Regions from separate parts of the Homo sapiens genome. Here region 1 is linked to region 2. A link is a loop called in an ENCODE intact Hi-C map of the cell type or tissue named here. Cell type or tissue: MCF 10A. All regions are shown on one strand. Each heading gives the region's core, and the rest is flanking DNA. Links, peaks and the distances in the headings are about the cores only. Region 1 has its middle 45 kb from the start of GHET1. Region 2 has its middle 87 kb from the start of C7orf33.

Region 1 (2,925 bases), core at 108-2,607, 440 kb after region 2:
CTGATCAGTAGAGACCTGGGTGTAGACGATCGGGATTTCTGGGCAAAGGGGCTCCTGATGATGAAACAAAGCCGACAGGTGGTACCTGCAAATCCCCGGAGAGGGACAGGCCGGCCGGCGCCCTCTCCCTCCCCAGAGCCCAGCATCTGAGCCCTCGGCGTCCGCAAAGTCCAGACGCTGCCACTCAGCCCTGAAACTGACACGAAACGGACAAGACAAGCTGCCGCGCTTCAGCCACAGGCACGCGAGTGACGGGATTTCCTGGATCATTGACCCGCGGCCCAGCCCTGGTCCGGCAGGTCGCGGGCTCTCAGCTCCGGCGAAGCTGTCCACCCAGACTAAAGCGCAATTGCCCGGAGCCCGCGTGGCTGCGAACCACGCGCCGGGTTTACTTTCATATTTAGCTAGGCGCTACCCACAATGCATTTGTAAAAGTGAAATGCAGAAAAACCTTGGTTGATTAACATAATTCTTACAAACTCTCTTAAGAGAGAGCATTTGGTTTTGTTTTCATTGTGTTTAATCAAAAAGTTTTACACATTTTATTTTTACGATCATGGCATAGGCTCTGAAAAGTCTCCTTACCTAGAAAAGACCCTAAGTAGGCACTATAAATAACAAGAGACTCACAGGATAACACAGTTGGTCCGAGTGTTGTGGGTTATTGTTAAGTTGATTTAACATTGTCTCCCCCCACAACCGCGCTTGACTAGCTTGCTGTTTTGCACTAATAACAGTAGTAGACAACGTTTACATAAATCAATAAAAACGCATATAAAAGTAACCTTTAGTTGACGGTTTGAACGAAAGAGTAGCTTTTAGTTGATTTGAAAAACTTTCAAGGAAGCCTATTGGTTATAAGCTTCTTTTAGTAAGATTAACTTCCCAGCAGCGTTGAAGTATTAACCTTCAAAATGCCTGAGAAGAAAATTTACACGAAAGGAATAATTTTGTTTTAATTACCTTTGAATGTATTAAATATTGTATTCGGTTTTTAATAAACCTTATAATCAAGGTTACTTTTCTATATATGTGAAAATATATATATATATATACACGCATACATACACATATACACACACATACATATATGTATGTATACTTTCCCCCCCACCACCCCGAGACAGAGTCTTGCTTTGTCGCCAGGCTGGAGTGCAATGGCGCGGTTTCGGCTCACTGAAACCTCCACCTCCTGGTGGCTCACGCCTGTAATCCCAGTACTTTGGGAGGGCGAGGTGGGAGTGGGAGGGGATCGCTTGAGTTCAGGAGTTTGAGACCAGCTTGGGCAGCATGGCGAAACCCCTGTCTCAAAAATGAAAAATAAAAAAGTTATAAACAGTTTGTTGCTATAAATTCAATAATTGTGTAGGTGTGAGTGAGCAGATAATGTACATTTTTTGCATAAGTTTGTTCGTTTGTTTCACATATAAAATATATAGGTTTTACAATCTGAAAGCTATAAGAAAAAAAAATTTAAGAATATATAGGTTCACAGATTCGGATCAATATCCAATTTATAACCAGCTAAGAATGGAGGTGTTCATCGGTTTCACCTCCCTGGCAAGGCTTCCTCGCTGGCATTCATCCAGCCTTTCCGTCTGCAGTTGTCAGCCAGCAGTTGCTTAGAGTTGACACTCAGATTCAATCAAAAAAGTCCAACACACTGGCTTTCTTCATTAGCAAATAAACTTGGCTGCACTATTGAAAAATATGCACCCTCTATTGTAAATTTGCTCCAAAAAAATGCCCTTGAAAAAATTGGCAAAAGGGCCCTATCATTACTAAATCTCGACAGAAGAAAAGGGCATCATTTGTTAATAAGGGCCTGAGGAGCATTCACAAGCTGCTGAGAGCTTGCTGAAAACGGGCACTTTGTGTCTGTCAGCCTTCTTAAACTATTAATACCTGAGTCCTGAATGTAAAAGCCTTGACATACAAAGCCCCCAAATTCTAGAATGGCTGGTAGTCTACAAAGTTAGAATACCAGAATCTCTTTTTTTTTTTTTTTTTTTTGAGACGGAGTCTCGCTCTGTCGCCCAGGCCGGACTGCGGACTGCAGTGGCGCAATCTCGGCTCACTGCAAGCTCCGCTTCCCGGGTTCACGCCATTCTCCTGCCTCAGCCTCCCGAGTAGCTGGGACTACAGGCGCCCACCACCGCACCCGGCTAATTTTTTGTATTTTTAGTAGAGACGGGGTTTCACCTTGTTAGCCAGGATGGTCTCGATCTCCTGACCTCATGATCCACCCGCCTCGGCCTCCCAAAGTGCTGGGATTACAGGCGTGAGCCACCGCGCCCGGCCCAGAATCTTGTTCAATGTGCTAAATGTGATAGGCACTTCAATATCCACTTCAGGTGACAAATAATTAGAAATGAGGTCCACCGTGAAGGAAATGGACCAGAACTTAGCTTTTGTATATATAATTTCAACCTATGACTCAAACCCAAGAGTGACAATGAGTAAGATCAGGTTTTAGAGTGAAATAATTTTTTATGAAAAAATATATATCACTGAGTGCGGTGGCTCATACCTGTAATCCCAGCACTTTGGGATGCTGAGGTGGGCGGATCACTTGAGGTCAGAAGTTTGAGACCAGCCTGGCCAACGTGGTAAAACCCTGGTATCTACTAAAAATACAAAAATTCGGCCGGGTGCGGTGGCTCAAGCCTGTAATCCCAGCACTTTGGAAGGCCAAGGTGGGCGGATCATGAGGTCAGGAGTTCTAGACCAGCCCGGCCAACATAGCGAAACCCCGTCTCTACTAAAAATACAAAAATTACCCGGGAGTGGTGACAGTCACCTGCAATCCCAGCTACTTGGGAGGCTGAGGCAGGAGAATTGCTTGAACCTGGGAGGCGCAGGTTGCAGTGAGCCAAGATTGTGCCACTGCACTCCAACCTGGGCGACAGAATAAGACTCCATCTC
Region 2 (2,925 bases), core at 104-2,603:
AGGAACCCAGGTGGCCTCAGGGAGTGAGCCATCCTGAAAGGGGACAGGCCAGTTGCACGTGCTTGACCCAACCACATCAGGGGCTCACATTCTAATGCCAAGTGTGTGTGAAGTGCTTGCATTTTTTATCTCTATCTTTACAATTAACCTAGGAGACAGCAACTATTATTACCCTGTTTTATTCTTAAGGAAACCGTGACCTTCAGAAGTTGCAGAACTTCCCCCAAAGTCACACAACTGGTAAGTTACAGAGCCAGGTCTCCGCAGGCTCCAGCAGAGCCTGGTCTGTCAGTGACAACTGCCCATGCAGTTACCCGCTATGCTACATTGCCCCCAAAGAAGTAACAGCTGACATATGCCTGTTTCTAATTTGTGCAAAGAACAGTTTTAAGGACCCTCTACAAAGTAATTTGTTTAACCCTAGTAACCTCCTGTATCAATTTCCTAGCACTGTCGTAACAAATTAGCACAAACTGGGTGGCTTAAAACAACAGAAATTTGTTCTCTCAGAGTTCAGGAGGCCAGAGGTCTGAAATCAAGGTGTTGGCAGAGCCATGCTCCTTTCAAAGCTTCTTGGGGAAGATCCTCCTTGCCTTTTCCAGGTTCTGGTAGCTCATTAGCAAGACAGTAGAAACATAAAGTAGCACCACTTAGGCCCAATATGACAGAATGTGACACAGAAATGTTGGTCAGAGTTCAACATATCTACCTTGGAGGCTGTAACCCATCACAGGCTCTGGCTATATCAGATGCTACGACGTACTCCCAGTATTCTGACTCCCAATATTCTAGATGCCAGGAGCACCTTCAGTGGAGCAATAGACCTGCCTACGTGAGCCAGCGGACAGCACCCAGGCCCAGCACCTCCACGGGGCCCTTCAAGAGCCGAGGCCTCATAGTTGACGTCACTATAGAACATAGAATTAGCATCAGAGACAATAGACAGAGAAAACAGTAGGCACTATATGGGGACAGAATCCTAAGAGGAAACCTATACTGGCATTTGAGGTGTGTCAGGCTTTGTGCTAAAATGAACACTTTGCTTCTGTTGTCTCACTTTATCCTCACAAGACTTCCGTGACAAATGAGGAAACTGAGGCACGGAGATTTTAATAACCTGCCCAAGGCCAAGTCCAGGTGGTCTAGCTCTGGAACCCACTGTATCACACGAAGACCTGTGACCACCAGCACATGAAGACAACCTTCCTCTCTGTTCCATTTAATCTCACTCTTCCATTTAATCTCTCTGTTCCATTTAATCTCACACATTATGTAAATATTTTCAGAAAAGCATGGGCAATTTCATCAGTAGAGGCTCAATAACACCTGGAAATTTATTCTTCAATTGTTAATTCTACAACCTAGTTTCCTGTGCATGTAGAATTCCTGTTCAAAACTGTATTTTTTAATATCAAAGGTTTACTTCTTTGTACAACTCCGATTGACAATATTGTTTCTAAATAAAGAGAAACATTCTGAAATTCCGCTACCAAACATTGAATTACAAGGAAAAAGTAATGTCAGCATTAAGCCACTAGATGGCACATTCTCACAGTTTGAGGCACAGACAAAATATTGAACAAATAAATTACCATCAACAGAACATTTTTAAAAATAGGTTCAAAATCAAATACTAGCATCAAATGTAATCAAGAAATTGTTTGTGATAGTAACTGATTGCTTAGGGAATAAAAAGGATAAAAATATAACCCCCATCTACTCCCAACCCTTACACCCTAACAATCAATAAAAATTAGTAAGACTGGGAGGATTTATAGAGAAAAGGAAATAGGTTATCTCTGTGCTTCCAGCTGAGCCTTAACTATCAATCTCTTTGGATAGGAGAGAGGGAGCCTTCTGATATTTCTACAGTTGCAACTGACAGGCTCTGTCATAGAAATTGACCACCTGGGAACCTACAGCACCCGGCTCATCCTCGGGTCAGGTTTTTGCCATGAGGCGGCAGCCGGCAGGCATTGGTTTATGGTGGTAGAAGGGGCATGTGCATGGAAACCTGGGTTTGGGCAAGTCACCTGGGTTTGGCCAGGTCACTTCACCTTTCTGAGCCGCAGGGTCCTCGCCTATATTTATAACCTATTTGATGAAATGTATATATGGTAACTACGTGAGGTGATAAATATGCTAATTTGATTGTAATCATTTTACAATATCTATCAAATCATCACATTGTACACTTTAGAATATATAAAATTGTTATTCGTCAATTATACGTCAGTGAAGCTGAAATATATGTAAGTATAAAATATATATAATATGCATATATCATTCACTTGGCAGAGTTACAGTAATGGTTGGGAATAATGACTTTAAAGCACCTCCCACATTCAACAGTTGTCAGATCATTCTTTATAGCTGTTACATCTGTGTCACTTTGGGAAAGTCACTTCACCTCTCAGAGTCTCAGACTCTTCGTCTGTGAAATAGAGACAGTTCTCACCACTCTCGGTCTTCAAGCCATGACTCCTACATTTTATCTTTCTTCCTTCCCTGATTTGTTTTTCTCAATAGCTCTTAATGCCACCAGACATAATTTTGATTCATTTGTTTGTTTATTGAACATTTCAGCATACAAAAATGCAAGTGCCATGAGGGAGGGCTTACCCTCCATCTGGTTCACTGCTGTGGCCCAGCATCCAGGACAGGGCCAGCATACAGCAGGCACGTATAAATATCTGTGCCAGGAATGAATGAATAGCACTACCTCAGACAGTTGCTGCAGACTTAGATAAGCATACTTTAAAAGAGTTTAGCACAACATCTGGCCCACAGTAGACATTCAGTGAGCCGTAGTAGTTAGTATGATTACCTGTGTGTCTTTTTTTTTTTTTTTTTTGAGACGGAGTCTCGCTCTGTTGCCCAGGCTGGAGTGCAGTGGTACAATCTCGGCTCACTGCAACCTCTGCC

The links. A loop is a pair of places that touch in the nucleus more often than their neighbours do. Peaks named below come from ENCODE experiments on the same cell type or tissue, not always from the same donor. Only the 100,000 strongest peaks of a DNase experiment are listed, where the experiment ranks them.
Region 1: it touches region 2 in a loop (12-fold over the local background); 2 of 110 quality-filtered maps call a loop at or near these places.

Annotation. Positions count from the first base shown.
Region 1 is chr7:148,940,848-148,943,772 of GRCh38, forward strand. It overlaps RNY5. Among named protein-coding and RNA genes, the nearest start is that of GHET1, 45 kb to the right of the region's middle. In MCF 10A, for the core only: a CTCF peak has its summit at 1,182 (motif pointing left); DNase peaks (open chromatin) are centred at 414, 684, 1,174 and 1,584.
Region 2 is chr7:148,502,552-148,505,476 of GRCh38, forward strand. No RefSeq gene overlaps it. Among named protein-coding and RNA genes, the nearest start is that of C7orf33, 87 kb to the right of the region's middle. In MCF 10A, for the core only: a CTCF peak has its summit at 1,540 (motif pointing right); no DNase peak of the experiment used is centred there.